Regions from separate parts of the Mus musculus genome. Here region 1 is linked to region 2. Evidence: chromatin loops called from intact Hi-C (ENCODE). Cell type or tissue: heart. All regions are shown on one strand. Links, peaks and the distances in the headings refer to the core of each region. The heading gives the core; the rest is flanking DNA.

What was found. Peaks named below come from ENCODE experiments on the same cell type or tissue, not always from the same donor. Only the 100,000 strongest peaks of a DNase experiment are listed, where the experiment ranks them.
Region 1: it touches region 2 in a loop (12-fold over the local background); 5 of 42 quality-filtered maps call a loop at or near these places.

What each region holds. Positions count from the first base shown.
Region 1 is chr6:59,657,525-59,674,312 of GRCm38, reverse strand. No RefSeq gene overlaps it. Among named protein-coding and RNA genes, the nearest start is that of Gm35195, 32 kb to the left of the region's middle. In heart, for the core only: a CTCF peak has its summit at 6,769 (motif pointing left); no DNase peak of the experiment used is centred there.
Region 2 is chr6:60,195,341-60,210,528 of GRCm38, reverse strand. No RefSeq gene overlaps it. Among named protein-coding and RNA genes, the nearest start is that of Gm5570, 120 kb to the right of the region's middle. In heart, for the core only: a CTCF peak has its summit at 8,756 (motif pointing right); no DNase peak of the experiment used is centred there.

The sequences.
Region 1 (16,788 bases), core at 3,519-11,518, 540 kb after region 2:
AACTTCAGACCAAATTCCCTTATGAATACCGAAGCAAAAATACCCAATAAAATTCCTGCAAACTGAATCCAAGAATGTACCAAAAACAATCAACTAATCCCAGGATGGTTCAATATAAGGAAAACCATCCATGTAATGCACTATATAAAACAACTTAAAGAAAAAAACAAAAAAACAAAAAAACGCATGATCATCTCATTAGACGCTGAGAAAGCATTTGACAAAAATCCAATACCCCTTCATGATAAAAGTCTGGGAAAGATAAGGAATCCATGGCCCATACCTAAATATAGTAAAAGCAATATACAGCAAACTAATAGCCAACATCAAACTAAATGAAGAGAAAGTTAAAGCATCAGGGACTAGAGAAGGCTACACACTCTCTCCCTATTTATTCAATATAGAATTCGAAGTCCTAGCCAGAGCAATTACACAACAAAAGGAGATCAAAGCGATACAAATTGGAGAGGAAGAAGTCAAACTATCACTATTTGCAGGTGATATTATAGTATACTTAAGTGACAAAAAAAATCTACCAGAGAACTCCTAAACCTGATAAAAAAGTTAAGTGAAGTAACTGGATGTAAAGTTAACTCAATGAAATCAATGGCCTTCCTCTACACAAAGAATACATAGGCTGAGAAAGAAAATAGGGACATAACACCTTTCACAATAGTCACAAATAATATAAAATACTTTGGTGTGACTCTAAAAAAAGCAAGTGAAAGATCTGTATGATAAGAACTTCAAGTCTCTGTAGAAAGAAATTGAGGAAGATCTCAGAATATGGAAAGATCTCCCATGCTCGTGTATTGGCAGGATTAATATAGTAAAAATGACCATCTTACTGAAAGTGAACTACAGATTCAAGGCAATACCCATCAAAATTCCAACTCAATTCTTCATAATGTTAGAAAGAGCCATTTGCTAATTCATCTGGAATAACAAAAATCCTAGGATAGCGAAAGCTATTCTCAACAATAAAAGAAGTTCTGGTGAAATCAACATCCCTGACTTCAAGCTAAACTAAAGAGCAATTATGATACAAACTACATGGTATTTCTACAGTACCAGGCAGGGAGATAATGGAATAGAATTGAAGACTCCAAGATGAACCCACACACCTATGGTCACTTGATCTTTGACATAGGAGCTAAAACCATCCAGTGGAAAAAAAAGACAGCATTTTCAAAAAATGATCCTGGCTCAACTGGAGGTTACTATTTAGAAGAATGTAAATCAGTCCTCTCTTATCCCTGCGTACAAAGCTCAGGTTCAAGTGGATCAAGTACCTCTACATAAAAACAGATAAACTGAAACTAATAGAAGAGAAAGTGGGCAAGAGCACAAATACAGGGGTAATTTTCCAGAACAAAAAACCAATAGCTTATGCTATAAGATCAATAATTGCCAAATGGGACATTATAAAATTTCATAGCTTCTGTAAAGCAAAGGACACTGTCAATAGGACAAAAAGGCAATGGACAGATTCAGAAAAGATTGTTACCAATCATCTGATAGACAGCTAATATCCAATATATACAAAAAAATCTCAAGAAGTTAGACTCCAAAGAAACAAACAGCCTTATTTAAAAATGAAGTACAGAGCTAAACATAGAATTATCAACTGAGAAATACTAAAGGGCTAAGGAACACCTAAAGAAATGCTCAACACCCTTAGTCATTAGGGAAATGCAAATCAAAACAACCTTGAGATTCTACCTCACACCAGTCAGAATGGCTAAGATCAAAAACTCAGGTGACAGCAGATGCTGTCGAGATTGTGGAGAAAGAGAAACACTCCTCCATTGCTCATGAGATTGAAACCTGATGTAACCACTCTGGAAATAAGTTTGGCAATTTCTCAGAAAATTGGACATATTAGTACCAGAGGACCCACTAATACCACTCCTGGGCATATAACTAGAAGATGCTCCAACATGTAATAAAGATAAGTGCTTCACTATGTTCATGGCAGCCATATTTGTAATACCCACTAGCTGGAAAGAACCCAGATGTACCTCAGCAGAGGAATGGATATAGAATTTTTTTTTCATTTACACAATGGAGTACTATGCAGCTATTAAAAACAATGAATTTATGAGCTACTTAGGCAAGTGGATGGAAATAGAAAATATCATCATGAGTGAGGTAGCCCAATCACAAAAGAACACACATGATATGCACTTACTGATAATTGGACATTAGCCCACAAGCTCGGAATACCCAAGATACCAATCACAAACCACATTAAGCTCAAGAAGAAGGAAGACCAAAGTGTGAATACATTGATCTTCTTAGAAGGGGGAACAAAATACCCATGGAAGAAGTTACAGAGACAAATTGTGGAGGATTGACTGAAGTAAGGACTATCCTGAGACTGCCAAACCTGGGGATCCATCCCAAATACAATCACCAAACCCAGACACTTTTGTTGATGCCAAAAAGTGCTTACTGAAAGAAACCTGTTATGGATGTCTCTGGAGAAGCTCTAACAGTGCCTGAAAATACGGAGGTGGATCTTCGCAGCCTAACATTCGACTGAACACAAAATCCCCAATGAAGGAGCTAGAGAAAGAACCTAAGGAGATGAAGGGTCTAGAAGACCCATAGGAGACACAACCATATGAACTAACCAGTACCCCCAGAGCTCCCAGAGATTAAATCACCAACCAAGGAGTAGACATGGGAGAATCATAGCTCCAGCTACATATGTAGCAGAGGATAGCCGAGTTTGTCATTGATGGTAGGAGAGGCCCTTTGTCCTGTGAAGGCTCTATGCCCCAGTGTAGGGGAATGCCAGAGTGGGAAGCAGGTGTAGGTGGGTCCATGGGAGGGGTAAGGTGTAGGGGGCTTTCAGAGAGGAAACAAAGAAAGGGAACAACATTTGAAATGTAAATAAAGTAAATATTTAATAAAATATTAAAGCCACCCCCCAAAAAATAAATCCAGCAAGTTGAAACTTGACTACATAAAATATTGTGACTATATATAACCTTAAATTTGTATCAATATACAGATTCTCTGCCAAATAAAATCGTTTTGCTTATCAATGCTCTTTGGCCTAAAAGTAGAATCAATAATCTATGTTTTACATATCATTGTTATATCTCTATCTTTTAATGTAAACACCATCTGCTTCACCACAATAGGAAAAAAAGAAGGAAAGAGGAAAGAAAAGGAGAGAAAGAAATCACTGAATATAACTTCTCTTGTTTCTTCTTTGACCAAGACCATGAACAATTGATCCACCAAAAGACCAGTAATCACCTACTCTGCTTTTTTTGGAAATGATGCACTGGTCCCTTGAAATTGCTTCCTTCTACAAGGGGTGGTTTTGGGGGTGTGGTGTGGTGGGCTGTAGCTGTCTTTTGGGTGCCCTAAGAAAATAATGGTATTGCCCAGAGGTAAAAAAAAAAAAAAAAAAAAAAAAAAAACCTAGCTGCAACTTGTTGGGTAGAATGCCAAGAACGGGGAACACTCCTGCATTCCTGGTTGGCTCTACCTGAAGACACAGCTATAACACTCCTCAGCATATACAAAAAGGTACCACATCACACCACAAGGGCACATGCTATAATATGTTCATAGTAGCCTTATTTGTGATAGCCAGAATCTGGAAACACCACAGATGTTCCTCAAGGGAAGAAATGATACAAAAACTGGAGTTCATTTACACAATGGAATACTGTTCAGCTATTATTTTTTTCTTTTCTTTCTTACTATATTTTTTAACATTCCAGATTTCGACCCCATCCACCCTCCAAGTGTGACATAACCCATACCTCCCCCACACTCCTGTCTCCACAAGGATGTCCTTACCCCTATCACTCACCCTACCAGATCTCTAAACTCCCTGGGTCATCTAGTCTCTTGAGGGTTAGGTGCATCTTCTCTAATTGAACCCAGGGAAGCAGGACATGATGTCTTTTGCAGGAACATAAATAGAACTAGAAAATATCATCCTGAGTGAGATATCTCAAATCCAAAAGCAAATGTATGTTATGTACTCACTAACAAGTGCATATTAGCCAAAAAAGTACAGAATACCCAGGATATAATCCATAGAACTCAAGAAAGTTAACAAGCCAAAGGGCCCAAAAGAGGATGTTTCAATCATACTTGGGAATAAATAAAAAGCAGAGGGCAGATGTAGGGAGGAAATTGGGTGGGAGAGGGGAGGAGGAAAGGCAGGGGGAAATGGGAACATGATACAGGGTTGGGGCTGGGGAGGAGGGGAACAGGAGTGAAGACTCAAGGGCCAGCAGAATGAATGGAAATACACAAATTTGGCAGGTAGAAGGAGGCGCATAGCCTCTATAGTTTACTGGAGACCTGGAAGTTGAGAGAGTCAAAATAGTCAAAGGGAGGAACCTTAGAAGAAATGCCTAATAGTGGTAAGAGGGACCTTGTAGAATCCACCTCCAGTTGAAAGTGGAGGGATGGGGTTTCTATCCCAGAGTCAAAATCGCTGATCCTGAATTGTTCCTATCTAAAAGAACTGCAGGAACAAAAATGGAGAAAAGACTTAGAGAAAGTGTGACTTGCCAAATTTGGGATTCTGTTCAGGGTTTGGCTCCAAGGCCTGACACTGTTACTGATGTTATGATGTTCTTCCACACAAAAGCATAGCATGGCTGCCCTCTGAGAGGCCCATAAAGCAACAGACTGAGACAAAAGATACTTACACCCTACCAATAGTCTGACATATAGAACTCCTTGGTTGAATCAGGGAAAAGCTGGAAGTAGTTGAGGAAGAGGGCAGCCCAATAGAAAGAACAGCAGTCTCACTAAACATGGACCGCTGAGATCTCTCAGAACCACCAACCAGTCAGCATGCACTAGCTTTTCCAAGACCCCCATCACATACAGCAAAGGACTGCATAGTTTTGCCTTAATGAGAAAAGACTTGTCTAATCCGTGAAAGAGTTGAGGACCCAGAGAATAGTGCAGCCTGGTGGGGTGTGGGGTTGTGAGGGTGTGAGAGCATCCTTTTGGAGACCAGGGAGGACGAAGGGATGATGTATACTCAGAGGGCAAAAGCGGAGTGGGACAATGACTGGATTGTAAGAAAAAAAAAAGATTGCAGATAATAAAAAATATATATATATATGAGAAAAATAAAGCTAGTTGTAACATTTGTTGTGCAGTCTCTGCATGGTTCAGAGATTAAAAGAATTCCTTATTGGAAGAGTGTGTGAGGCTGGATCCACAAGGATCCATCATAATCCCATCAAAATTCCAGTGCAGACATGGAAAGAGCAATTTTCAAGTTCATATACAAAATACCTATGATAGTGAAAACAATTCTCATCAATAAAGGAACTTCTGAGAGAGTCGCCAACCATGACTGCAAGCTGTACTACAAAGCAACAGTGATAAAAAAATAAAAAATAAAAAAGGCATGGCATTGGTACAGAGACATATCGACCAATGGAACAGAATTGAAAACCAAGAAATAAAACCACACACCTATAAACACTTTATCTTTGACAAAGAAGCCAAAATTATCCAGTGGAAAAGTAAAATAATCTTCCAGAAATGGTGATGGTCTAACTGGCAACCTGCATATAGAAGAAGGTAAATTGATCCATATGTATCCCCTTTTACAAAGCTCAGGTCCGAGTAGATCAAGGAACTCCACATAAATACAGATACATGAAATCTAATAGAAGAAAAAGTGGAAAGTATCCTTGAACACATTGGCACAGGGGATATTTTCATGAACAGCACCACTGGCTCTAAGATCAACAGTTTACAAATTAGACCTCATGAAACTGAAAAGTCTCTGTTAAGGAAAAGGACACTGTCAATAGGACCAATTGGCAACCTACAGATTGGGAAAAGATCTTCACTAACTCTACATCTAATAAAGGGCTGATATCCTAAATATACAAGGAACTCAAGAAGTTAGGCTCCAAAACTCCAAATATCCCAATTTATAATGTGGTACAGAGCTAAACAGATAACTCTCAACAGAAGCACTTATGAAATGTTCATATTCTTAGTTATCAGGGAAATAAAAATTATTAGAACTTTTGAAATAGTTCTACATGAAAAACCATCTATAGCACTCCAGTGCATATAAACAAAGGACACATACTCCACAATACTCATAGCAGTCTTATGTGTAATAACCAGAAGCTGGAATCCACACAGATATTCCTCAACCTAACAGTGGATACAGAAACTATTCATTTACACAATGGAATACTATTCAGCTATTAAAAATGAGAGCATTATGAATTTTTCAGGCAAGTAAATAAAACTAGAGAAGATTATCATGAGCAAGCTAACACACACACACACACACACACACACAAACCATGCATGGTATGTATTCACTGATATGTTTATATTAGTAAATAATACAGAATAACCATGCTATAACTCACAGACCTTATGAAGCTTAACAGGAAGGCAGGCCCAAATGTGATTTCTTTAATTCTACATAGAAGAGAACAATGTTTCACGGAAGGTAAAGTAGGTAAATCACCTGAGTGAGCAAGGTGGAGGGAGAGAAAAAAAGGTGGGCAGAATCAGGTATGGGGTAGGGTTAGGAGAGAATCCCAGAAGGCCAGGAAGGTGAATGAAAATATGCAGCTAATGGGGAATTGGGGTAGGAGGAAACTCTAGATAGTACCAGAGACCCGGGATATAAAAGGCTCACAGGACTCAATGAGGATGACCTTAGCCAAATAGTCCAACAGTGGAGAGATGGAACCTGAAGAGACTACATCCAGTGGAAACACAGTGCCCCCCAGTGGAGAGATGAGATCACCAACCCATCTTCAAAATTTTTGACCCACAATTGTTCCTGTCTAAAGGAAATGCAGGATAAAATGGAGCAGATAGCATTTGAAATGTAAATAAAGAAAATACCTTTTAAAAAATGGAGCAGAGACTGAAGGAAAGGCCATCCAGTGACAAACCCGACTTAAGATCCATCCTGTGCGGAGATATCAAATTCTGATACTATTACTGATGCCATGTTGAGCTTGCCTATCATGGCTATCTTCTGAAAGGCTCTACCAGCAGCTAACTGAGACTAGTGCAGATACTTATAGACAACGATTAGACTGAGCACAGGACCCCTGTGGAAGTGTTAGCAGAAGGATTGAAAGAGGTGAAGAGGATTGTATCCCATAGGAAGAACAAACGTATCAATTAACCTGGCCCTTCTGAGCTCCCAGAGACTAACCACCAATCCAAGAGCATACATGGGCTGGTCTGTGGTCCCAGGCTCATATGTATCAGCAGATTGCATTGTCTGGCCTCAGCAGGAGAGGATGCATTTAATCCTACAGAAAGTTGAAGCTCCAGGGAACTGGAATGCTGGCAGGGGTGAGGTATGAATGAGTGGACAGATGGGGGACCACACTCTCAGAAGCAAAGGGAAGATGGGATGAAGAATTCAGGAGTGAAGGAATGAACCATGTTTTCTATGGTGTAATAATAGAAAATTAAGGGTTATAAAGTTACTTTATATTGATAGAAATTTAAGAGTTTTTGTGTTGTTTATCAATAGAAATTTGAGGTTGTTTCATTAAACTATATTTTTCTTAAGCTGTTAATTAAAATATGATGTAAAGTTCTAATTTTTTTTGATTCTTATAATTATTTTTAATGTATACAAATTGGTAATGATTGAGAGACTGACAAATTTTAAACAAAAAGGGGAAAAATGAAGTAGAAATTTCTAGATACGTTGGGTGATGCCCACTCAGGTGGTGTTTTGATAAGACAGACTCACATTGGTTTTGCTGAGGCAAGTCCCATGGTGGGACACATGATGTTTGGAAAGAATATAAATAGGACTCAACAGACAATGATTGCAAACTCCCATAGCTAGTTTTGCAATAACTCATTAGTCTTGTTTAGTCTTTGCTGATCTTTACTTCATTGAGAGAGTCACAGCACAGACTATTTCCTGGTGTACAAGCTCATCCTGGTTGCTGACACTGAGTTGTGTAGATTCTACAGAGGATTGGTGGTTTCTGCTAGATCTATCCACAGCTGCTGATTCATGTTTAATATCTTAACGCTACTGAACTATACTGCTGTTATGATGAACAGAAATTGGAATTGCTCTAAATGTCCTATTTTTCTAAATGTCCACTTGTACTATGTACCCTATTTTCTCCCCTATCTTTGTATTCTGGGTTAGAATGGGAGTCAAAGTATTTTGAGAATCCTTAATAAAGTCGGTTTTAAAAACACTAAGTCTGCAGGGCAGTGGTGGCGCATGCCTATAATCACAGCACTGGGGAGGCAGAGGCAGGCATATTTCTGACTTCGAGGCCAGCCTGGTCTACAGAGTGAGTTCCAGGACAGCCAAAAACTGTTCCAGGTCAGCAGCCTGGTCCTTTCTAAGTTTAGATTCTCTCTAAGTGTGGATATTATTTACTGAGTTCTTGCCCCATATTCAGTGTGCCAAACGCAATAGTATTTCTTTGTGGAGAGTTTGGATTATCAGTTCCCTTTTAATCTCAAGTAAATAGAATTTCTCCACCTGCTCTACCAGATTTTAGATCCTAAGTAATCACATGACCTTGTAATTTTATTAAAACATTTCCAACCTAAGCTGGGCAGATTCTGAACTTTTCTAACCCAACTAGGTTGCTAATACCCAGAAAGAAGACCCATAACTTGCCATCTAAGATAGTATTGGCTTGCTCTGTTGAATGTATATCCTCAAGGCTCCTTTTTCATTACAACTCTTTTGGTGAATTCTCTGGTTCTCTCCACATGGTTTCTCCACATTCTTCTTCCTAGTGGCCCTTCTCTATTCTCATCTGTCACCCTCTGGGAGCCCCGGAGTAGGATAAAAGCCTGCACTCTTTGCTTCTGCTCAGCTAATTGGTCATCAGATATTTAATTAACCAATCAGAGGTTATAACAAACATTTTCTACATTACATAGAGAGATAGATAGTTGACAATGCCCTTGGGGGAAATTAATATTCTGACCTCAAGTTGTTTTATAGAGCAATAGTGATTAAAACTATATGATACTGGTGCAAAGACAGGCAGGCAGAGCAATGGAATATTATTGAAAATCCAGAAATGAATCCACATACTGGATTTTTTTCAAAAAAATTACCCTGAAAATGAGGGGGAGCCAGCATTTTCAACAAATGGTGCTGGTTCAACTGACTGTCAGCAAGTACATGAGTGCAAATCGATCCATTCTTACCTCCTTGTACAAAGTTCAAGTCCATGTGGACCAACGATATTCACATAAAACCAGATAAACTGAATCTAATAGAAGAGAAATTGGAGAAGAGCCTCAAACACATGAGCACAGGGCAGGGGAAAATTTCCTGAACAGAACACCAGTGGCTTATACTCTAAGAGCAACAATCAACAAATGAGACCTCATAAAATTGAAAAGCTTCTGTAAGGCAAAAGACACTGTCAATAGGGCAAAAGAGCTACCCACAGACTGGGCAAATGTCTTTATCAACCCTACATCTGATAGAGGGCTAATAACCAAAATATACAATGAACTCAAGAAGTTAGACTCCAGAGAACCAAAACCTCTATTGAAATATGAGTACAGAGCAAAACAGAAAATTCTCAATTGATGCCGGGCGTGATGGTGCATGCCTTTAATCCAAGCACTTGGGAGGCAGAGGCAGGCAGATTTCTGAGTTTAAGGCCAGCCTGGTCTACAAAGTGAGTTCCATGACAGCCAGGGCTATACAGAGAAACCCTGTCTCGAAAAAAACAAAACAAAAAAGAAAAAGAAAAGAAAATTCTCAATTGAGGAATCTAGAATGGCTGTGAATCACTTTAAAAATGTTCAACATCCTTAGTCATCATGGAAAATGCAAATAAAAAACCAACAAATACAAAACAAACAAACAAACAAAAAACCCTAAGATTCCACCTCACATCACTCAGGATGATTTAGATAAAAAACTCAAGTGACCACAGATGTTGGTGAGAATGTAGAGAAAGAAGAATACTCCTCCACTGCTGGTGAGATTGCAAGCTGGTATAACCACTCTGGAAATCAGGCTTGTGGTTCCTCAGAAAACTAGAACTAATTCTAGTTCTGGTCTGAAGACCCATATATACCACTCATTGGCATATACCCAAAAGATGCTCCAATATATAACAAAAACACATGCTCTACTATCTTCATAGTACCCTTATTATAGTTGCCAGAAACTAGAAACAACCTAGATGTTCCTCAACAGAGGGATGGATACAGAAACATGTGATACATTTACACAATGGAGTATTACTCCACTATTAAAAACAATGATTTCATGAAATTTGTAGGCAAATGAATGGAACCTGAAAATATCATCCTGTATGATGTAACCCAGTCACAAAATAACACACATGGATTGTATTTACTGATATGTTTGTGATCCAATCCAAAGAATCGATCAAAAATATCAGTTATCTTCCTCTCAATTTAAGTGTATTAAGAATTTTGAATTTTAGTTTCTTTAAAACACACAGAAATATTATAAGAATGTACTTTCAGTTAATGCCAGGTGTGAAACTGCTTCAGAGTTTCCAGTGCAAATGACTACCATTTTCCTTAAAATCTAGAGGGCTGTGATTTTTCTAGCAGCAGATAGTTTTTGGAGTTGTGTGACATTAAGGATTCAGGGACATTTTCTGGGGGTATATAAATTCGAGGTTCTTGAGAGGTAGGGTTGGGTATTGGTCATTTGTAGTTGATCCTAAGTATTGGCCATTAATTTAGAGGGATTGGTTGTGGTTTGTTAATCGTAATGCTCAAAAATAATAAAAGAAAAAAAGCAAGTAGATATTAGAATCAGATTGCTCTCTCTCTCTCTCTCTCTCTCTCTCTCTCTCTCTCTCTCTCTCTCTCTCTCTCTTTCCTTTAATAAAGGAACTTCTGGAGGAATTTATCATCTCTGAACTCAAACTATACTACACATCAATTGATATAAAGACCACATGGTATTGGTACAAAGACAGCCAGATTGATGAATGGGATAAATTTGAAGATCAAGAAGAAAAAATAATCTATGGACACTTCATCTTTATCAAAGAACCCAAAATCATACAGTGGGGGAAAAAAAGCATCTTCAACAAATGATGCTGGTCTAACTGGGTGTCTGCATGTAAGAGAATGCAAATTGACCCATATCATCACCTTGTACAAAACTCAAGTCCAAGAGGATCCAGAACTGCCACATAAATCCAGATACACTAAATCTAATAGACGTGAAAATGGGAAGTAGCCTTGAACATTGGGACTGGGGGGAATTTTCCTGAACTGAACTTAGCCTCTAAGATCAACAATTGACAACTGGGACCCTGAAACTGAAAAGCCTCTGTTAAGGTAAAGGATGCTGTCAACAGGACAAATTGGCAACCTACAGATTGGGAAAAGATCTTCACTAACCCTATGTCCAATACAGAGGTAACATCTTAAAAATACAAAGAATACACAGTGTTAGACTCCAAAACACCAAAAAATAAAAATAAAAATGGGGCAAAGAGCTAAATGGAATTCTCAACAGAAGAATCCCAAATATCCTGCAAGCACTTACACAAATGTTCAAGTTCTTAGGCATCAGGGAAATGAAAATCACCAGAAAATTTGAAACAGTTCTACATGACAACCCAGCTATACCACTCCTGGAGATGTAACTAAAAGACGCTCGACTATACCATAAAAATTCATGCTCTACTATGTTCATATCTGTCTTATTTGTAATAGCCATAAGCTGAAAACAACCCAGATGACCATCAACTGAAGAATGTATACAGAAAATATAATTCATTTACACAATGGAATAATATTCAGCTATTTAAAATGAGAACCTCATTAATTTTTTGCAGGCCAGTGAATAGAGCTAGAAAATATCATCCTGAGTGAAGTAATGCAGTCCCAAAAAGACATGCATGGTATGTAGTCACTGACAAGAGGATATTAGCCAAAAGATACATTATACCCACGATACAATTCACAGACATATTAAGTTTAACAGGAAGGAAATTCCAAGTGCAGATACTTCAGCCCCACTTATAAGGGGACTAAAATAATCAAGGGATACAGAGGTAGGAAATGACCAGTGTGAGAAAAGGGAGTGGGAGAGGAAAAGGGGTAAAGAATCAGGTATGGGGATGGGCAGCAGGCAAGAATCCCAGAGAGCCAGAAGGATGAATGAAAACATGCAAATGCTGGAGGGTGGAGGAGGGAGGAAACTCTAGATAGTACTCTAGTTATTATGTAAGGTTATTTTCTCTTTATTGTGTGTTATTAGAAATTAAAGGGTTTTTTTTAATACTGATAGGAATTTAAGATTGTTTCTGGAAACTTATTGTATACTAACAGAAATTTAAACTTGTTTTTTTTAGACTATATTGTTCATAAGCAGATCCTTAAATTATGATATAAATTTTAGTTTATATATTTATTTTTATTATATGTAAATTTTAATGTTAGAAAAATGCAATTTTTTTAAACAAAATGCAGAAAATGAACTGGAAATTTCTGCATATGTCAGGTAATTTCCACTCAGGTCTAGTTTGCTAAGACAGACTCGTGGGTTTTGCTAAGGTAAGACACATAGTGATACACATGATGTTTGGAGAGAGAATCAAGTGGACTGAACAGACAAGGACTGTGAGCTTGAATGGCTAGTTTTTCAGTGATTCATTGGGATTGAATTTTAATCTTGGCTAATCTTCACTTCAGTGAAAGAGGCAGAGCAAAGAACTTCTTCTGGTGTCCAGGATCATCCTGATCACAGCCACTGACTTTTGAAGATTCAGCAGAGGCCTGGTGGTTTCTGCTAGATCTAGTCACAACTGCCGATTCACATTTGGTATCCTAATTACTGAGCTGAACTGCTGGTTTCCTGAAGAAGGGAAATTGGAATTGCCCCAAGGAACTACTTCTAAACAGGTGAACATGCAGTTGTACTAGTTATCATCTTTTCTTCCTTACCTTTGAATGGCAGTCTAGAAGTCTGGTCAAAGAATTTGAGAATCTGTACTAAATGTAGATTTTTAAAAATTAAACCTACAGACTGGTTCTTTCTAAGGTTAGATTTCTGTCTAAGTGTGGATGTTTAGTAAATTCTTGCCTCCCACACATTGTGCCAAATGCAATAGAATGTTCTTGGAAGAATGTGGATTCTCAGATCCTTTTAGATCCCAAGTAAATGCAGGACGTTTCTATACCTGTCCTACCTGATTTTAGCTCCTGAGTAAGAACACTGAGACCTGGAACTGTAATTAACACACTGCAAGCCTAATCTGGGAAGGTCTGGAACTTTAATAACCCAACGATGCTGCTGATACCCAGAAAAGTGCCACATTATTTGCCATCCATGCTTGTTCTTGCTTGTTCTTTTCCATGTATATTCTAATAGCTCCTCCCTCATTGCAAGCCTCAAGGGGAAATCCCCTATTCACACCATGTGGTTTCTCCACACCTTATTTTCCTAGTGGTCTTTCTCTCATTTCTTTTGTCACCTTCTGGGACTCCCTGACTAGGATGAGAAGTCCTGCACTTTTCTCTTCTGCCAAGATAACTAACTCATTATATATTTTATTAACCTATCACAAGTGAAAGAAAATAATCTTTACATGACATAGAATGCAGAGATAGTTGACAATGCCATCATCCAGACTACAACCAGATATTTGCACATAGAAGTCAGCATCTGAATACACGATACAAAAAAAAAAAAATCCCCAATAGAAATATATGTATTTGTACATATTTTTACATATAGAAAAAATGTTAATTCTGAAATTCTATGGCATATGTTTGAAACAGGGTCTCCTTACACCTGAGTGACTTGGAGCCTTTGAGATATTGCTATGGTTACAAGCACATTCTCTACCCTACTCTACCCAGTGGTAGGAATGATCATACAGAAATGACACTCCAAGACTTTTTTTTTATTATTATTCTGAGGAACACTGTTTTTTAGTTCTTTTATTTTCTGTTTTATACTATAATTGCATCACTGTTATTTTTCTCACTCTAAATCCTCCCATATGTCCCCTATTGCTCTTTTTAAATTTATTGCTATAAAAGGCATGTGTATGTATATGCATATACACACACACATATGTGTGTGTGTGTGTGTGTTTATTCCCACACATTTTTAAACAACTCTACCATAAAGTTTAATATAACAATATTTCAATATTTGATGTTACATATATACATACATATATGTATATATAGTATTTACATATAGTATTTATCTATTTATTTTTAACTTAGTTTTAATGAAACAACGCTACATGATTTGTAATAAAGCCAAGTCAGATGTGTGCATATGAGAGTCTGCCATCAAGGAGACACTGAATAATATGTGTTCTTGTGGAGATACAATTTAGAGAAAAAAATTGTTAGAATTCATGGATTCTGGCCTACTGAGAAGCATAATTACAATGAATATCAGAAGGGCAGCTGCATGAGTTCTAAATAACTGAGGACTCCATGCTGTTATGGAGCATAGCTCTGCTTGTTGTACCATCAGTCTTCACATTCTTCCTAATCTAAGGGTTGTGTGAAAACTCAGAGGGGGCTTCTAGTCCCTCACTGGGCAGTATTACAAGCACACACAAAAGTAGTGATTGAACTTTGTTAAAAATTATTACTGGGATAGTCAATAATTCATTCACCACCCTTGAAAGGTATTTAGAGAGGTAGATTGTCAGCAATGACCAACACTTTTAAAAAGAATTTGTAGTTGTAACTTGTTAAGTTAGTATAAAATATTTATGTCTTTGCTACTACTGACAAAATCTTAGGTAATAATTTTGAAGATCAGAAAGGCACACTATTTATAGTTAACCTATAAACTTATTGATTAGTTGATCTAGGGATTTTTGTCAGTGAACAAGAACAATGGCAGCCCTACCAGCACTACCTGACAGGACTCTTTCCAGAATGGGGCATGTGATCAAGATGATGATTAATATCTTGTACCTATTAATCCCCTCAGCTTCCAGATGACTTAATAAAATCTTTGGTGATCAGTAGATGTGTACCCTAAGGATATAATGTAGATGAATGGTAGATTTTTATATAAAATTAGATTTGTGATTCTTTCAATATTTCAATATTTCAATATGTATAAGATTACTTAAAATTACCTGGCTTTCTTATACCTTCTTAATCAAGTTGCTTAGTTTTGAATGTGTGTGGGCTCTTGGGTTTTCTCCTTCATGTGAAATATGTAAATTGTTTTTCAAATAAGTGTATCTCAGAACATATTTTTTAAATATGATAATTCATTAAGTGAAAAGTAGAATGTAAACACTTTTTAATGTTTATGCTACTTAAAACACTCTTCTGGGATCTATATGTTGCTACCTTCTCCACGACGAAACCAACGTCCTTCTCAAGGCAGTTTATTAAGGCTTCACAAATGTGTAGGCAAAAGAAGAATGCCCCGACCTCTCTCGGCCATTCTCCTTTATCCCCTCCAGTCCACTCCCCCTCACCCCAGTCCACGTATGCACAGTTCATTGGCTCTTACGATCTGCGCAATGCAGCTCAAGGTACGTGGCTATCTTGAGGGATATGAGGAAGTCAGGTGCCAGTCATAAGACGTGTGTGTGTGTGTGTGTGTGTGTGTGTGTGTGTGTGTGTGTGTGTGTTTTCCTGAGTCTTTGAATCATTTCCCTCTTTTTTTTTTCTTTTTACCTTCTCTCTAGCCCCCAAAGAGTTCCAGTAGACTCTTGTAGGTCACAGGAAGTGCTGGCCCCACTGAATCAAGCTTTATTCTTAGAAAACAGTCTGCTGAGTGATAAATTGCTAACACTACTGCCTGACTTCAATTCACCATAACCTGACAAGGCTGGCCTTCAACATGACCCTTTAAGATATTTTTGGAAACTACCCAAAATAAACCATACATCTACAGAAAAGTAATTGAAATACCTGACTGATATCCTTAGGAGTTTTATGTAATTGTAGTTCCTACATTTTAAAATGTACAAAAATATTCATATTCATGATAGGGTAATAAATGTGACATTGGCATCAGTTCCTAATAAATTCCACTGAATGATGTGCATTGGGCCCTTTATTGAAACTTCTTTTGCAATATTGAAATAAAGGCAATTAATCATACATAAATCCAGTAATGATTTTCAATAATAATACCATTTGCAGAAATTCCGGAGTAATACTTGTGAATATTTTGTGTTTACAATCTTGATTTGAATTTACAATTTAATTTCAGTGAATCAAGAATATTTACTAATACAGCGTCTCTGTTCCTTAAACCTAGAATCCAATTTAAGTCGTGAATCTGTGAGGTGAGACAAAGAGGGACATAGTTTCAAATTGTACAGGATTTTTTTCATATATTCATGTTGGGATTTTATATTGCTGAAATGGAAAACAAAAACCTTTATCATCTGCTCTAATGTCAACTCACTTCTATATGAACCAAATTACCTGTTTCACAGACATTGTCAATATTTTCAGTAGTAATTCCAAGTTCCTGAGTTAGTTTCACATATTCTTCCCACATTTCTTCAGTAATATTTGTTGCAGTTCCTGTAATTCATTGAAGAAAAGTCAGAAGAGACATACAGCCAATGTCATCACACCTAATACACTGAGTTCATCAAGTCTTTTCATGAGTTGGTCAATCCTGCTACTTCACCCCACCCTCCCTCTCAGAATGCTGATTTCAGTCAGAGACACATTCTGAATTCAGGTCAGACATTCTTTCTAGGGATTAGATAACTCGCCCTGTGATCATATCTAAGATACTGACTTATAATAGGAGATAGTAACATTATTTTAATATTA
Region 2 (15,188 bases), core at 4,497-12,496:
GTAGTACTCCATTGTGTAAATATACCACTATTTCTGTATCCATTCCTCTGTTGAGGGGCATGTGGGTTCTTTCCAGCTTCTGGCTATTATAAATAAGGCTGCTATGAACATAGTGGAGCATGTGTCCTTCTTACCAGTTGGGACATCTTCTGGATATATGCCCAGGAGAGGTATTGCTGGATCCACCGGCAGTACTATGTCCAATTTTCTAAGGAACCACCAGACTGATTTCCAGAGTGGTTGTACAAGTTTGCAATCCCACCAACAATGGAGGAGTGTTCCTCTTTCTCCAAATCCTGGGCGGCATCTGCTGTCACCTGAATTCTTTATCTTAGCCATTCTGACTGGTGTGCGGTGGAATCTCAGAGTTGTTTTGATTTGCATTTCCCTGATGATTAAGGATGTTGAACATTTTTTCAGGTGCTTCTCTGCCATTCGATATTCCTCAGGTGAGAATTCTTTGCTCAGTTCTGAGCCCCATTTTTAAATGGGGTTATTTGATTTTCTGTAGTACACCTTCTTCAGTTCTTTATATATATTGGATATTAGTCCCCTATCTGATTTAGGATAGGTAAAGATCCTTTCCCAGTCTGTTGGTGGGCTTTTTGTCTTATTGATGGTATCTTTTGCCTTGCAGAAGCTTTCCAGTTTCATGCGGTCCCATTTGTCAATTCTCGATCTTACAGCACAAGCCATTGCTGTTCTATTCAGGAAATTTTCCCCTGTGCCCATAATTTTAAGGCTTTTCCCCACTTTCTCCTCTATAAGTTTCAGTGTCTCTGGTTTTATGTGAAGTTCCTTGATCCGCTTAGATTTGACCTTAGTACAAGTAGATAGAAATGGATCGATTTGCTTTCTTCTACATCATAACAACCAGTTGTGCCAACACCATTTGTTGAAAATGCTGTCTTTCTTCCACTGGATGGTTTTAGCTCCCTTGTCGAAGATCAATCGACCATAGGTGTGTGGGTTCATTTCTGGGTCTTCAATTCTATTCCATTGGTCTACTTGTCTGTCACTATACCAGTACCATGCAGTTTTTATCACAATTGCTCTGTAGTAAAGATTTAGGGCAGGCATGGTGATTCCACCAGAGGTTCTTTTATCCTTGAGAAGAGTTTTTGCTATCCTAGGTTTTTTGTTATTCCACATGAATTTACAGATTGCTCTTTCTAATTCTTTGAAGAATTGAGTTGGAATTTTGATGGGGATTGCATTGAATCTGTAGATTGCTTTTGGTAAGATAGCTATTTTTGCAATGTTTATCCTGCCAATTCATGAGCATGGGAGATCTTTCCATCTTCTGAGATCTTCTTTAATTTCTTTCTTCAGAGACTTGAAGTTTTTATCATACAGATATTTCACTTCCTTAGAGTCACACAAAGATATTTTATATTATTTGTGACTATTGAGAAGGGTGTTGTTTCCCTAATTTCTTTCTCAGCCTGTTTATTCTTTGTGTAGAGAAAGGCCATTGACTTGTTAATTTTATATCCAGCTACTTCACTGAAGCTCTTTATCAGGTTTAGGAGTTCTCTGGTGGAATTTTTAGGGTCACTTATATATAGTATCATATCATCTGCAAAAAGTGATATTTTGACATCATCTTTTCCAATTTGTATCCCCTTGATCTCCTTTTGTTGTCGAATTGCTCTGGCTAGGACTTCAAGTATGTTGAATAGGTAGGGAGAGAGTGGACAGCCTTGTCTAGGCCCTGATTTTAGTGGGATTGCTTCCAGCTTCTCAACATTTACTTTGATGTTGGCTACTGGTTTGCTGTAGATATCTTTTATCATGTTTATGTATGGGCCTTGAATTCTTGTTCTTTCCAAGACTTTTATCATGAATGGGTGTTGGATCTTGTCAAATGCTTTTTCCGCATCTAAGGAGATGATCATGTGGTTTTTGTCTTTGAGTTTGTTTATATACTGGATTACGTTGATGGATTTCTGTATATTAAATCATCTCTGCATCCCTGGTATTAAATCTCTTGGTCAGGATGGATGATTGCTTTAATGTGTTCTTGGATTTGGTTAAGGCAAAGTTTTTTGAGGATTTTTGTATCTAGATTCACAAGGGAAATTGGTCTAAAGTTCTCTATCTTTGTTGGATCTTTCTGTGGTTTAGGTATCAGAGTAATTTTGGCTTCATAGAATGAGTTGGGTAGAGAGCCTTCTACTTCTATTTTGTGGAATAGTTTGTGCAGAACTGGAATTAGATCTTCTTTGAAGGTCTGGTAGACCTCTGCACTAAACCCATCTCGTCCTGGGCTTTTTTTGGCTGGGAGACTATTAATGACTGATTCTATTTCTTTAGGGGATATGGGACTGTTTAGATCGTTAACTTGATCCTGATTTAACTTTGGTACCTGGTATCTGTCTAGAAATTTGTCCATTTCGTCCAGGTTTTCGAGTTTTGTTGAGTATAGCCTTTTTTTTTCCATTTTTTATTAGGTATTTAGCTCATTTACATTTCCAATGAGTATAGCCTTCTGTAGAAGGATCTGATGGTGTTTTTGGACTTCTTCAGGATCTGTTGTTATGTTTCCCTTTCATTTCTTATTTTGTTAATTAGGATGTTGGATGTTGTCCCTGTGCCGTCTAGTGAGTCTAGCTAAGGATTTATCTATCTTGTTGATTTTCTCAAAGAACCAACTCCTCATTTGGTTAATACTTTGAATAGTTCTTCTTGTTTCCACTTGGTTGATTTCACCCATGAGTTTGATTATTTCCTGCCCTCTACTCCTCTTGGGTGAATTTTCTTCCTATGTTTCTAGAGGTTTTATATGTGTTGTCATGCTGCTAGTATGTGCTCTCTCCATTTTCTTTTTGGAGGCACTCAGAGCTATGAGTTTTTCTCTTAGAAATGCTTTCATTGTGTCCCATAGGTTTGGGTATGTACTGGCTTCATTTTAATTAAACTCTAAAAAGTCTTTGATTTCTTTCTTTATTCCTTCCTTGACCAAGGTATCATTGAGAAGAGTGTTGTACAGTTTCCACGTGAATGTTGGCTTTCCATTATTTATGTTGTTATTGAAGATCAGCCTTAGTCCATGGTGGTCTGATAGGATGCATGGCACAATTTCAATATTTTTGTATCTATTGAGGCCTGTTTTGTGACCAATTATATGGTCAATTTCGGAGAAGGTCCCGTGAGGTGCTGAGAAGAAGGTATATTCTTTTGTTTTAGGATAAAATTTTCTATAGATATATGTTAAGTCCATTTGTTTCATATCTTCTGTTAGTTTCACTGTGTCCCTGTTTAGTTTCTGTTTCCATGATCTGTCCATTGATGAAAGTGGTGTGTTGAAGTCTCCCACTATTTTTGTGTGAGGTGCAATGTGTGCTTTGAGCTTTACTAAAGTGTCTCTAATGAATGTGGCTGCCCTTGCATTTGGAGCATAGATATTCAGAATTGAGAGTTCCTCTTGGAGGATTTTACCTTTGATGAGTATGAAGTGTCCCTCCTTGTCTTTTTGATAACTTTGGGTTGGAAGTCGATTTTATTCGATATTAGAATGACTACTCCAGGTTGTTTCTTCAGACCATTTGCTTGGAAAATTGTTTTCCAGCCTTTCACTCTGAGGTAGTGTCTGTCTTTTTCCCTGAGATGAGTTTTATGTAAGCAGCAGAATGTTGGGTCCTGTTTGTGTAGCCAGTCTCTTAGTCTATGTCTTTTTATTGGGGAATTGAGTCCATTGATATTAAGAGATATTAAGGAAATGTAATTGTTGCTTCCTTTTATTTTTGTGGATAGAGGTGGCATTCTGTTCTTGTGGCTTTCTTCTTTTTGGTTTGTTGAGGGATTACTTTCTTGCTCTTTCTAGGGCATGATTTCTGTCCTTGTATTGTTTTTTTTTTTTTTTTTTTCTCTTATTATCCTTTGAAGGGCTGGAATCGTGGATGGATAATGTGTGAATTTGGTTTTGTTGTGGAATACTTTGGTTTCTCCATCTATGGTAATTGAGAGTTTGGCTGGGTATAGTAGCCTGGGCTGGCATTTGTGTTCTCTTATTGTCTGTATAACATTTGTCCAGGCTTTTCTGGCTTTCATAGTTTCTGGTGAAAAGTCTGGTGTAATTCTGATAGGCCTGCCTTTATATGTTACTTGACCTTTCTCCCTTATTGCTTTTAATATTCTATCTTTATTTAGTGCATTTGTTGTTCTGATTATTATATGTCAGGAGGAATTTCTTTTCTGGTCCAGTCTATTTGGAGTTCTGTAGGCTTCTTGTATGTTCATAGGCATCTCTTTCTTTAGGTTTGGTAAGTTTTCTTCTATAATTAGGTTGAAGATATATGCTGGCCTTTAAGTTGAAAATCTTCATTCTCATCAAATCCTATTTTCTGTAGGTTTGGTCTTCTCATTGTGTCCTGTATTTCCTGGATGTTTTGAGTTAGGATCCTTTTGTGTTTTGTATATTCTTTGATTGTTGTGCCGATGTTCTCTATGGAATCTTCTGCACCTGAGATTCTCTCTTCCATCTCTTGTATTCTGTTTTTGATGCTCACATCTATGGTTCCAGATTTCTTTCCTAGGTTTTCTATCCCCAGCGTTGCCTCACTTTGGGTTTTCTTTATTGTGTCTACTTCCCTTTTTAGGTCTAGTATGGTTTTGTTCATTTCCATCACCTGTTTAGATGTGTTTTCCTGTTTTTCTTTGAGGACTTCTACCTGTTTGGTTGTGTTTTCCTGTTTTTCTTTAAGGACTTGTAACTCTTTAGCAGTGTTCTCCTGTATTTCTTTAAGTGAGTTATTAAAGTCCTTCTTGATTTCCTCTACCATCATCATGAGATATACTTTTATATCCGGGTCTAGCTTTTTGGTTGTGTTGGGGTGCCCAGGACTAGGTGGGGTGGGAGTGCTGCGTTCTGATGATGGTGAGTGGTCTTGATTTCTGTTAGTAGGATTCTTAAGTTTGCCTTTCTCCATCTGGTAATCTCTGGAGCTGTGCAGAATATACTCTGCGGGGCCCCAGAACCAAGATGTCTGCTGCCAATGCTCAGGCAAAGCGCTCCCGGGATGGGCGAACCCCTTTCCTCTGGCCAGAAAAGTGGCCAGGTGTCTGGGGCCCAAAAAGGGGGCTGCCTTAGAATCTCTGTGGCTCCTTCCTGTTCCAGAAGCTTTTAGCTTCTGTATTCGTACTCTTACCTGTTCAGAATCTCTCACCTGAGAGACATGTCTGGCTTTAATCCCTTTAATCCCTCCCCTTAACTGGAAGGTGGTAATGAAAGCTTTTGTTTTCATGCTGCCTGTGTTAATCCTATTCCTCCTGGTTTTATCCTGCACTCACCAGAGGTGGGGCTGAATTTTGACTCCTACTAGGCACGGTCAGATGGAAGTATATAAGCCGTGGTGCTTGTCCCGTATTTAAACCTCTCCTGTAGATAAAGGAGCAGTATGGGAACTTCACATTCTGTGATCACAGCGCTGCAGTCTGTCTTAAAGCAGCGTGAGCAGAGCTTCTTCGCAGAGCTGTGGAAGTCTCAGCAGGAGTGGATCTCCGTTCCACCACTCGATTCATACTGATACCCCAAATGGGGATGCAGCCCGTTCCCACTTACTACAAAGGGCCTCTGCCATTCGGAAGTGTCGGCCTAATACTGGGCCGGGCCTCCCTTACTTTACAAGGCCTCATTGTTCACCCTCGAGTTGTAAATCATGACTATGAGGGGGAAATTCAAGTTCTTTGTTCCTGCCCTCAGGGTGTTTTTTCTATCTCACAAGGGGATAAAATAGCTCAGCTAATAATTTTGCCAAGCCTACATGGCTACTCCCCCTCCTCTGATTTCCCTCAAGCTGCAAAAGGGATTGGCTCTACTGGAAATGATTCTGCTTACTTAATAATGCCTCTTGACTCCAGGCCATCCTTAGAGTTAGTTATAAAAGGGAAACAATTTAAAGGGATATTGGATACAGGAGCAGATAAAAGTATCATCTCTTCCCACTGGTGGCCAAAAGCTTGGCCCATTACTCAGTCATCACATACATTACAAGGGTTAGGCTATCAGCCCTGCCCCACTATCAGCTCCTATTCTTTGAGCTGGCAGGCACCTGAAGGTCAAACGGGACGATTCACTCCCTATGTCTTACCACTCACAGTTAATCTTTGGGGGAGAGACATTTTACAGGCAATAGGAATGACCTTGACTAATGAATACTCACCACAAGCTGTTCAAATGATGAAGAAATTGGGCTATAAAGAGGGAAAGGGATTAGGTAAAGGAGAGCAGGATAGACTTGACCGTATAATCCTCAAGGGCAGGGCATTGTAGAACATGCCCATCGTACTCTCAAATCCTACTTAATTAAACAAAAGGAGGGAATCGAGGAGGCTCTACCCCCAGTACCAAGAGTAGCTCTTTCTATCGCACTCCTCACTCTTAATTTTTTAAGTCTTGATGCCCAAGGCCATACTGCGGCTGAACGTCACTGTTCAGAGCCTGACAGGCCAAAAGAGATGGTAAAATAGAAAGATGTTTTGACTGGTCTCTGGAAAGGCCCGGATCCTGTCTTAATAAGATCCAGGGGAGCTGTTTGAGTTTTCCCACAGGGAGAAGACAACCCATTCTGGCTGCCGGAATGACTGACACGAAGAATTCTGACACCTGAAAATGACTCCCGGATGGATCCCTTGGAAACTAACTCTAGCCCTCGTGCTGCCTCTGTGGATTTGGGTTCCTAGTATATTTGGAGAGTATAGATGGGCAATTCTGTCTGCCTTCCCTAAGCCCATGCCTGTCCATCATAATACAGCTGTTTTCCCCAAGTTTTTTTACGACCAATAAAACTTTAGGCCTGCCATACCTACCATATGATCCTATCTGGGCACCACTGGGGGAAAAACGCTCTCTAAGGGAACGAGGTTCTCTCTGTTTCCAAATTAATGAATTGGGAGATTGTATCAGACTTACTGGCCAAGCTTTGGGGAGGTTTAATTTGCACCGAGGAGGTTGGGTGAGCACAACCATAGATATTTGAATGCAGTTATAACCTTTACAAATCGGACCTTCTGGCAGGAGGCAATTTGGGTTAATGGTACATTTCTACCACCTAACTTTTCAGACAAAGAGCGTCCCCACCAACCAAAAATGGGCCATCACTGTAGCTTGGAAGATGAAGGGCTGATCCTGCCTTGGTCTGGTTGTCAATCCTCCGTCACTCGTTGGGCAGATCAGAGTAAAACCTTTTCCTTTTCTCCCAGCATGATGGCTGACCCAGAGAAAGAATTAGTTATGAAAAAGTGACTTTTCATACAAGGCTTTAGAATGCATCCTTTTCATAAATGGGTACTTTGTGGGATTAATGGTAGCTGTACAGATCTTAATCCCTTGGTTTTCCTCCAAGGAGGAGCTGCTGGAAAAGCGATTTTTAATGGTATTTCAAAATTCGTTCAGTATCATCTAGTTCAGTTACCTGATGGAACCACTTATCAAAATTCTACTACTGAAATGGAGTTAATAAGACCCTGGTAAATCAGACTAGTTATTCACGTACTCCAGTTTGTGTGTACACCCCTTTTTTGTTTATTCTTTCTAACAGTTCCTTTGAATCCTGTACTAATGAAACCTGCTGGATGTCACAATGCTGGAACCTTGATTGGGCTAGCCGTGCTATGCTTGCCAAGATTCCACGATGGATTCCTGTCCCCGTGGAAACCCCTTCCACCGTATCTTTGCTCAGGCAAAAGCGAGACTTTGGTATCACTGCAGCCATTGTGGTGGCAATGGCTGCCAGTGCAGCCGCAGCTACGGCTACTAGATTTGCTATGGCAGCATCAGTCCAGTCAAGCACGACTATCGAACAGTTGTCCTCCTCTGTGGCAAATGTGATCGATCAACATTCAGTGCACAGTGCCCAATTAAAAGGTGGGCTAATGATAGTGAACCAGCACATTGATCTTGTGGAGGAGAGGCTGGAAGTTCTGCTCCAAATGGCCCAGCTTGGCTGTGATAAGAAATCAGGAGCCTTATGTATTACTAGTGTCCAATATGAAAGTTGGACACGTGCAGCTAATCTATCTAAAGAATTGTCTTTGTTTCTTACAGGAAACTAGTCTGAAGGATTTGATGAAACGCTTGAGGCGCTACGTGTAGCAGTGATGGCGATTAATTCCACATGCGTGGACCCATCATTGATTAATGGATTCAAAGGACTTACTTCCTGGATGTCCTCTGCATTGTCATATTTTAAGGAATGGGTGGGAGTGGGCCTGTTTGGCGCAGCCCTGTGTTGTGGATTAGTGTTTATGCTTTGGCTGGTTTGCGAACTCAGAACTCAACAGAGACGTGACAAGGTGGTAATTGCTCAAGCACTTGCTGCCATAGAGCAAGGCAACTCCCCTGAAATCTGGTTATCTATGCTAAGATGACTTTGCAAGCACTTGACTGCTCAGCTCTTGCACTCCTAGAGGCTGGACTCATTGCACAGGAAAGAGTTAGTAGGTTTCTGACTCATGGATTGCTGGGCTAAGCACCGCATATGAGTTGCTCAGAGATTCGAGTGTTCCTAGAAGACAAGTCGTTTTGCATGAGGGTTGAGTGACCAAGTGTCCCTCCCCTATGAAAAATGGCACGGGAGCAGGTCAGGGTTGCTCTGAGAAAAGACCTGTGAGCCTAAGAGATAATCCTGTACATAGCCCCTATTTCTGCACACTAGGAATTCGACCTCTATCTTCATCCATAAGAGTAGCTTGCATTTTTTTATACTTAAAAGGGGGAATTGTAGAAAGCCGCAATATACGTGCCATCACTAGATGGCGCTAAACCTCCATTGTGCCAAACCAATCTCTTTGTTTAGATCAAGCTGTGTTGTGCGCATGTGCAGGGAGCAAAAGCCCACCAAAGTCACTAGCCCATCCCCGGTGCGTATGAGATCTTGGGTAAAGCTGCCAGTCGTATATAGACACGTCACACCAGGGGGTATTTAAGCCATACACGTTTCTGAGTTTTTTTGGTCTACCTCATCATTATGAAATAAAGATTAACTATGGAAGGATCTTTTGTCCCACACATGTTTTTTCCGGGCAAAGAACAATAGCGCAGGACATATATGCAGCTTGTTTGTGTTTATTTTACACAAATATGGCTCTGTGGTGTATTATTAACAAACCACGGCCTCTTGGCATATACCTCTGTCTTAGATTGATACAGTTTCAAAATCTGGTTGTCCCGTCATTGGCTGACTGCTCCTCATAGCACATCTTGTTCCAAAATCAGACCAAAGCCACAACATATACTCAATATTCTTCTTCATATTGACAATTTTCTGCCACCTGCACTTGCTGGAGGTGAGGCTGCATGCTTGCTGAAATCAGGCTGTAAAGAGAGACTGACCTGCATGAAAAAAAAAAGTCGAGATAGTTGAAAAGCAACAGAATAAAAGGTTCTTTGGGGATGTCCAGGTACTTTATTCGGTTACAAATCAGCAAAGATCAAGGTCAGACTCTGACCTCCCTGTGTGCGGGAAGTGACTTTGAGAATTAGCAGAAAGGCCAACATTTTTCTAAGAGTGAAAGCTATGCTCAAAATTAACTCTTCAGCTAAAAAGGATTTTTAGCTATCAATGAGGTTAGAATCATACTAGAAGATTGAGGATCTGTGTCCACTTGACGAACAAGTCTTTCAGGCAGCCATCTCGCTCCATCTTCTTTTTGTGAAAAAACAAAGACAGAACCTCTTCCCCAGATTAAAACCGGGTCTGGACCATTCCACATATTAGTTAATGAGTCCCACCATTTAACCATGGCATAAGAAATGGAAGTAACTGGATGCCAGTGGCAATCAGCTGCAGACTGACCCTTAACATCAGTTTGCAAAAAATTTAAAATGAACAGACCAAAGCAAGATGTGCGTTTGGTGACCTTGCGGGGTATAACTGCCCCTGTTTTGTTTTTAAAAGCCATTTTTTCAGAGTGTGATGAGCACGTTCAACAATTCCTTGTCTCATGAGATTATAAGAAATTGCAGTTTTATGTTTGATACCAAATTCCTTACAAAAAGAAGTAAAATTTTTGTCAGTATAGAATGGACCATTATCTGTCCTAATGAGTTTATAGCATTAAAGGCTTGTAAAGATATGCAGCTAGAGACAAGAGCTCCGGGGTACTGATTGATTAGTTCATAATGTTGCATCTACAGGGTTGCAGGTCTCTTTACATAGCCTAGTCGGCCATCACTGGAAAGAGAGGCCCATTGGACAGGCATACTTTATATGCCCCAGTACAGGGGAACGCCAGGGCCAAAAAATGGGAATGGGTGGGTAGGGCAGTCGGGGCGGGGGGGTTGTGGGGGAATTTTGGGATAGCATTGGAAATGTAATTGAGGAAATTACGTAATAAAAAAATATAAAAAAAACAGGCTTGTAAACAATGATCAATTACATTTCTAGATGTCCCTCCCTTATATAGAGAAGCAAAAAGAAATCGCTTGTAAAGGTATTAATAGTCACATGTGTATAATTGATTTATTAATCATAAATGAGTATCCATTTGCAGCAATTGATTAAGCATAAGTTCTCAAGAATTAACACCATTATGTGGAAACAGGTAGAATCTGAGAACACTAAGAACATTTTTTTTTTTACAATTTGACATGCTAATTCTCTAAAAATACCAAAATATTATCAGACCATTACTGTTTTGATTATATAAGGAATGAGATTATATGGCCAATTATTTTTGTGTAAGGCCTGTAATCTGCCTAAGATATAAATCTAGTGTGGCATTGACTTAAGGTCTTGTCCAGGCAATCTAGGACAAATTATTAAATGTCCAAAAACAGTGTTCTAAAAAGAACAGCATTTTTTCTTATGAATTATATATGCATAAACCATTGTATATTTGAGAATTTATAGTATCTGAGGGATGAACAATTTTCAGCAATTGTAAGCTTTCAGATACAATATTGACTATTAATATACAAATTGAAGTTTGATGATTCAACATTTTAACACCATCTACAGCACACAATTTTATTATCTGTGCTGAAACAGGAGGAAATTCAAAAGAATAAGCATGTGATCCAATTCACTTATACTTTTCTCCCATAGAAGGGCTGTTTTTAAACACAGTAAATGGAATGCATGCATGCATGAATTTATAGAGGTACAAAAGCATGCATAAAAACAATTTTTATCTTATCTGTAGGAGAGTGATTATGAATTGAATTTAAAATGATGGTATGCAATAGGCAAAATACCAATATTCTGCAATAACCTATTTAATTGCTGTTTGGAACAAGGAACAGACACTGTCAGGTTTTTAAGACACAGTATTTTGATATAGTTTTTATAAAATATATGAATTTATCTAGCAATTCTTTATTAGCACCACAGCAGCCTTATAATAGGTTGTTAAAACTTTGAGGTGAAGAAAGATGATTATACATTAATGTTTTTTCTTGCCAAAGGATTGTTGTGGGCACATTTAATAACCATAATTAAAATAAGCAGCTAATATTTAATTACCATTGATTATAATTGATAACAATTGTAAAAGTTTCCTTTATTTTCTGGAAAGCCTTTTGTTTTTTACTAGTTAATTTGTGTGTCTCAAGATAACATCCAACAAAGGTTTAAGTCACGTTAAGACCTTAAGGTGAGGTCTTAGACAATTAACATCTCCTGGACGCTTTTGAAAATAAAATTTTGAAGCAAATCAATTTTTCGTTCTTAGATTTTTCTGTACCACAATTTTCTAGCATAACTAAAACTCTAAATATTAAAAAGATATTGCCTCTGAATCTTATGGAGCAACAATTACTCCCCAGAACTTTAAAGCTCATTGTGTGACAGCAAAGATTTGAAGTAAACTTCCCTTTAGAATCCTTAGGTAATAAAATACTTTCCACTTAGGAAACAATATACACTGAAAGAGTCAAACTCTCAGCTTCTTGTATTGAAGCAGAGACAATAAAAAATTGTCTTACATAATATAAAGCTATATTAGCCATACCTAGAGGCAAAATTTTCCAGTGATTACCAGTTCACTAGAAGCAAACCCTTTACAATTATCAGGATGCAAAGGAAAAAACAAAATTTCAATCTATAATAATTTTATATGAAGTAGGCAAGCCAGATTGTAATGCCTTTATAAGTTCTACAGCCTGATTGACTTTTTATAAATTCTGAATTTGAACTTTATTTAGAACAACATCTGGATATATCTGCAACAATGTTCTTTTAGGTAAGGAAAAATTCCCCTGAAGGCAGGTAAGATCTTTCCTAGGCACTGTTTGCAAAACAAAAGAAAGCCACACAGGACCACTGAGGCTGCTCTTAACTTTGTTCCTCTTACTGTGAGGACAGATTTTAGAATTTTAAAGTTTCCTTTGCAATATTAGACTATAACTATAACTTTGAGAAGCAAAACCCAATTCTAACAATTTAACAATGTATCATCTTTAAAATCAATATTAGAAACATCACTATCTTGTTATGAAGTTTGGCTGCCAATTTATACCTATGAATGCATGACAGTGCAAAATTTAATGCTTCATGCAAGAGACATTGTTTTAAATCTTATCTTTATAAGTCTACTTTCTAGGATAAGAATCACATTAAATATTACCTCAACTAGAAGTAACCTTAGAAGCCTAGTTTTTTTGACCTGCTTTATGCCACATGTTTTAAAGACTCCAACCCTGAGTTACAAGTTTAAAGCTGTCTTGCTACCAATGTTACACCCTTTTAATCATACTCAGTAACTTATAGCTAATACTCTATGATGAAGACATATAGAGCATATTATGCCTTTAAGTCCAGTAAAAAACGAAATTAAGTGGCTACACGAATCTTATGAATTTAGACCAATCAAAGAATTTTACCTTTTCTTGCTATAATTATAAGATCAAAAAGCGCTTTGTCATTTTCTAAACACAATAGTCACGATTGCAGAGAATTTTCTAGGAAAAAAACAGCTATCTTCTTTTTTCCCTTAGATCTAAGAGGTTGCAGACCCCATTTCTTTAAAAAACAGCTTTTCAGCAGTGGCTCTCCTGCTGTGCTTGATTCTTGGATAAAGTTTGGGCCACTCTCAGGCTTTGCTGAATCAGCAGATAAAGTTTTAGCCATTTTTATTTTCCAACAAGAAACACAGAACATTCAGTCACTCAGACAATGAGACAAAAGCATAAATGAATTGACACATGGACAGATAGGTGCACCAAGCATAGACAATACAAAGAGAGTAGAAAACTTCTCTTTAGGGGCCAGAAAGAAGGTTGGACATCTTCAGATTTTCCTGTGTCCCTGGGAGATTTCTGAAATCCATTTTCCTTTATTTAATTTAATTTAATTTAATTTAATTTAATTTTATTTTATTTTATTATTTTAAGCCCCACTCCTCTCGCCTAATGCAGTTCTTGACTGCAGACATCAGCCTGTTTTGAAGTTACTAGTCCCATTTTTCGCTGCCAAACCCTAAGTGGAATCAGCATTGGGTCAGCACTGTTCCAACTTAGCCTGTATCCTATCACACCTCCAGCAATACTTTAAAAAATGAAGTTTAAAACCAGGGCTAGCATAAATACCAGTTGCTCACTGTCCCCGGTATGATCTTCTTATTCTTCCCTTCTTGTCGACCTCCACATAAGACAGTCCCTCAATGTTTCCCGCCATTTTCAGGTCACTGGTTCAGGCACCAATCTGTAGTTATAAGCTGCCCAAAGCCTACATGAACTGGGTACTCCTGGAAGGCAGGCTGGGGCTTAAATAGAGACTTAGACTTGGAGAGAAGAATGAGGCCAAGACAAATTGCTCTTATCAAAGCCCGAGAGTTTACTTAGAGACTGTGCTTCTAAAGGGGCAAAGCCCCCTCCCCCCACCCCCCGCCAATCCATTCTTGGTGCCCGGAGCCAGCCCAAAGATGCCTCACCATGTGGATTGTCTTAAAGGTGTCTCAGCAGGCAGCAGGATCTCGGAGAAGAGCAGGGCAGTTGACACATCAAAAGAAGCCAGCTAAGTCAGAAAGCTGCACCACAGGTGATCCCACCTCAGTGGTGACAAAGTCTGCACCAGCCCGGTTCAGGCTGGGTGAGGCTACACTTGTTGGCATCCACAATAGTGTATGTATTTGGTATATATATATGTGGAATGGATCCCCCTGTGGGGCAGTCTCTCGATGGCATTTCTGTCAGTCTCTGCTCCACATTTTGTCTTTGTATCTCTTCCCATGGGTATTTTGTTCCCCCTTTTCTGGCAGAATCACCATTCTGGACCTCAAACAATATTACAGAGCAGTAGTGATGAAAACTGTGTGGTATTGGTACAGTGACAGCAGGTAGATAGATCAATGGAGTAGAATTGAGGACCCAGAAATAAACTCACACACCTATAGTCACTTGATCTTTGAAAAAGGAGCTAAAAGCATCCACTGGAAAAGAGAAAGCATTTTCAACAAATGGTGCTGGTTCAACTGGCAGTTAGAAAGTAGAAGAATGCAAATTGATTCATTCTTATTTCCTTGTACAATACTCAAGTTGAAGTGAATCAAGGAACTCCACATGAAACCAGATAGATTTAAACTAATAGAAAAAAAAAATTGGGGAAGAACCTTGAACACATGGGCACAAGAGGAAATTTCCTGAACACAACACCAAGCTTATACTCTAAGATCAAGAACTGACAAATGGGACCCACTAAAATTTCAAAGCTTCTATATTGCAAAGGACACTATCAATAGGACAAAAAAGCAACCAAGAGATTGGGGAAAGATCTTTACAAACCCTATACCTAGTAGAGGGCTAATATTCAATATATACAAAGAACTTCACATAAAACCAGATAGATTTAAACTAATAGAAAAGAAATTGGGGAAGAACCTTGAACACATGGGCACAAGAGGAAATTTCCTGAACACAACACCAACCTTATACTCTAAGATCAAGAACTGACAAATGGGACCTCCTAAAATTTCAAAGCTTCTATATTGCAAAGGACACTATCAATAGGACAAAAAAGCAACCAAGAGATTGGGGAAAGATCTTTACAAACCCTACACCTAATAGAGGGCTAACATCCAATATATACAAAGAACTCAAGAAGTTAGACTCCAGAGAACCAAACAACCCTATTAAAAATGAAGGACAGGGCTAAAGGAAGATTTCTCAACTGAGAAATAGAGAATGGCTGAAGAGTACATAAAGAAATGTTCAACATTATTAGTAATCAGCGAAATGCAAATCAAAACAA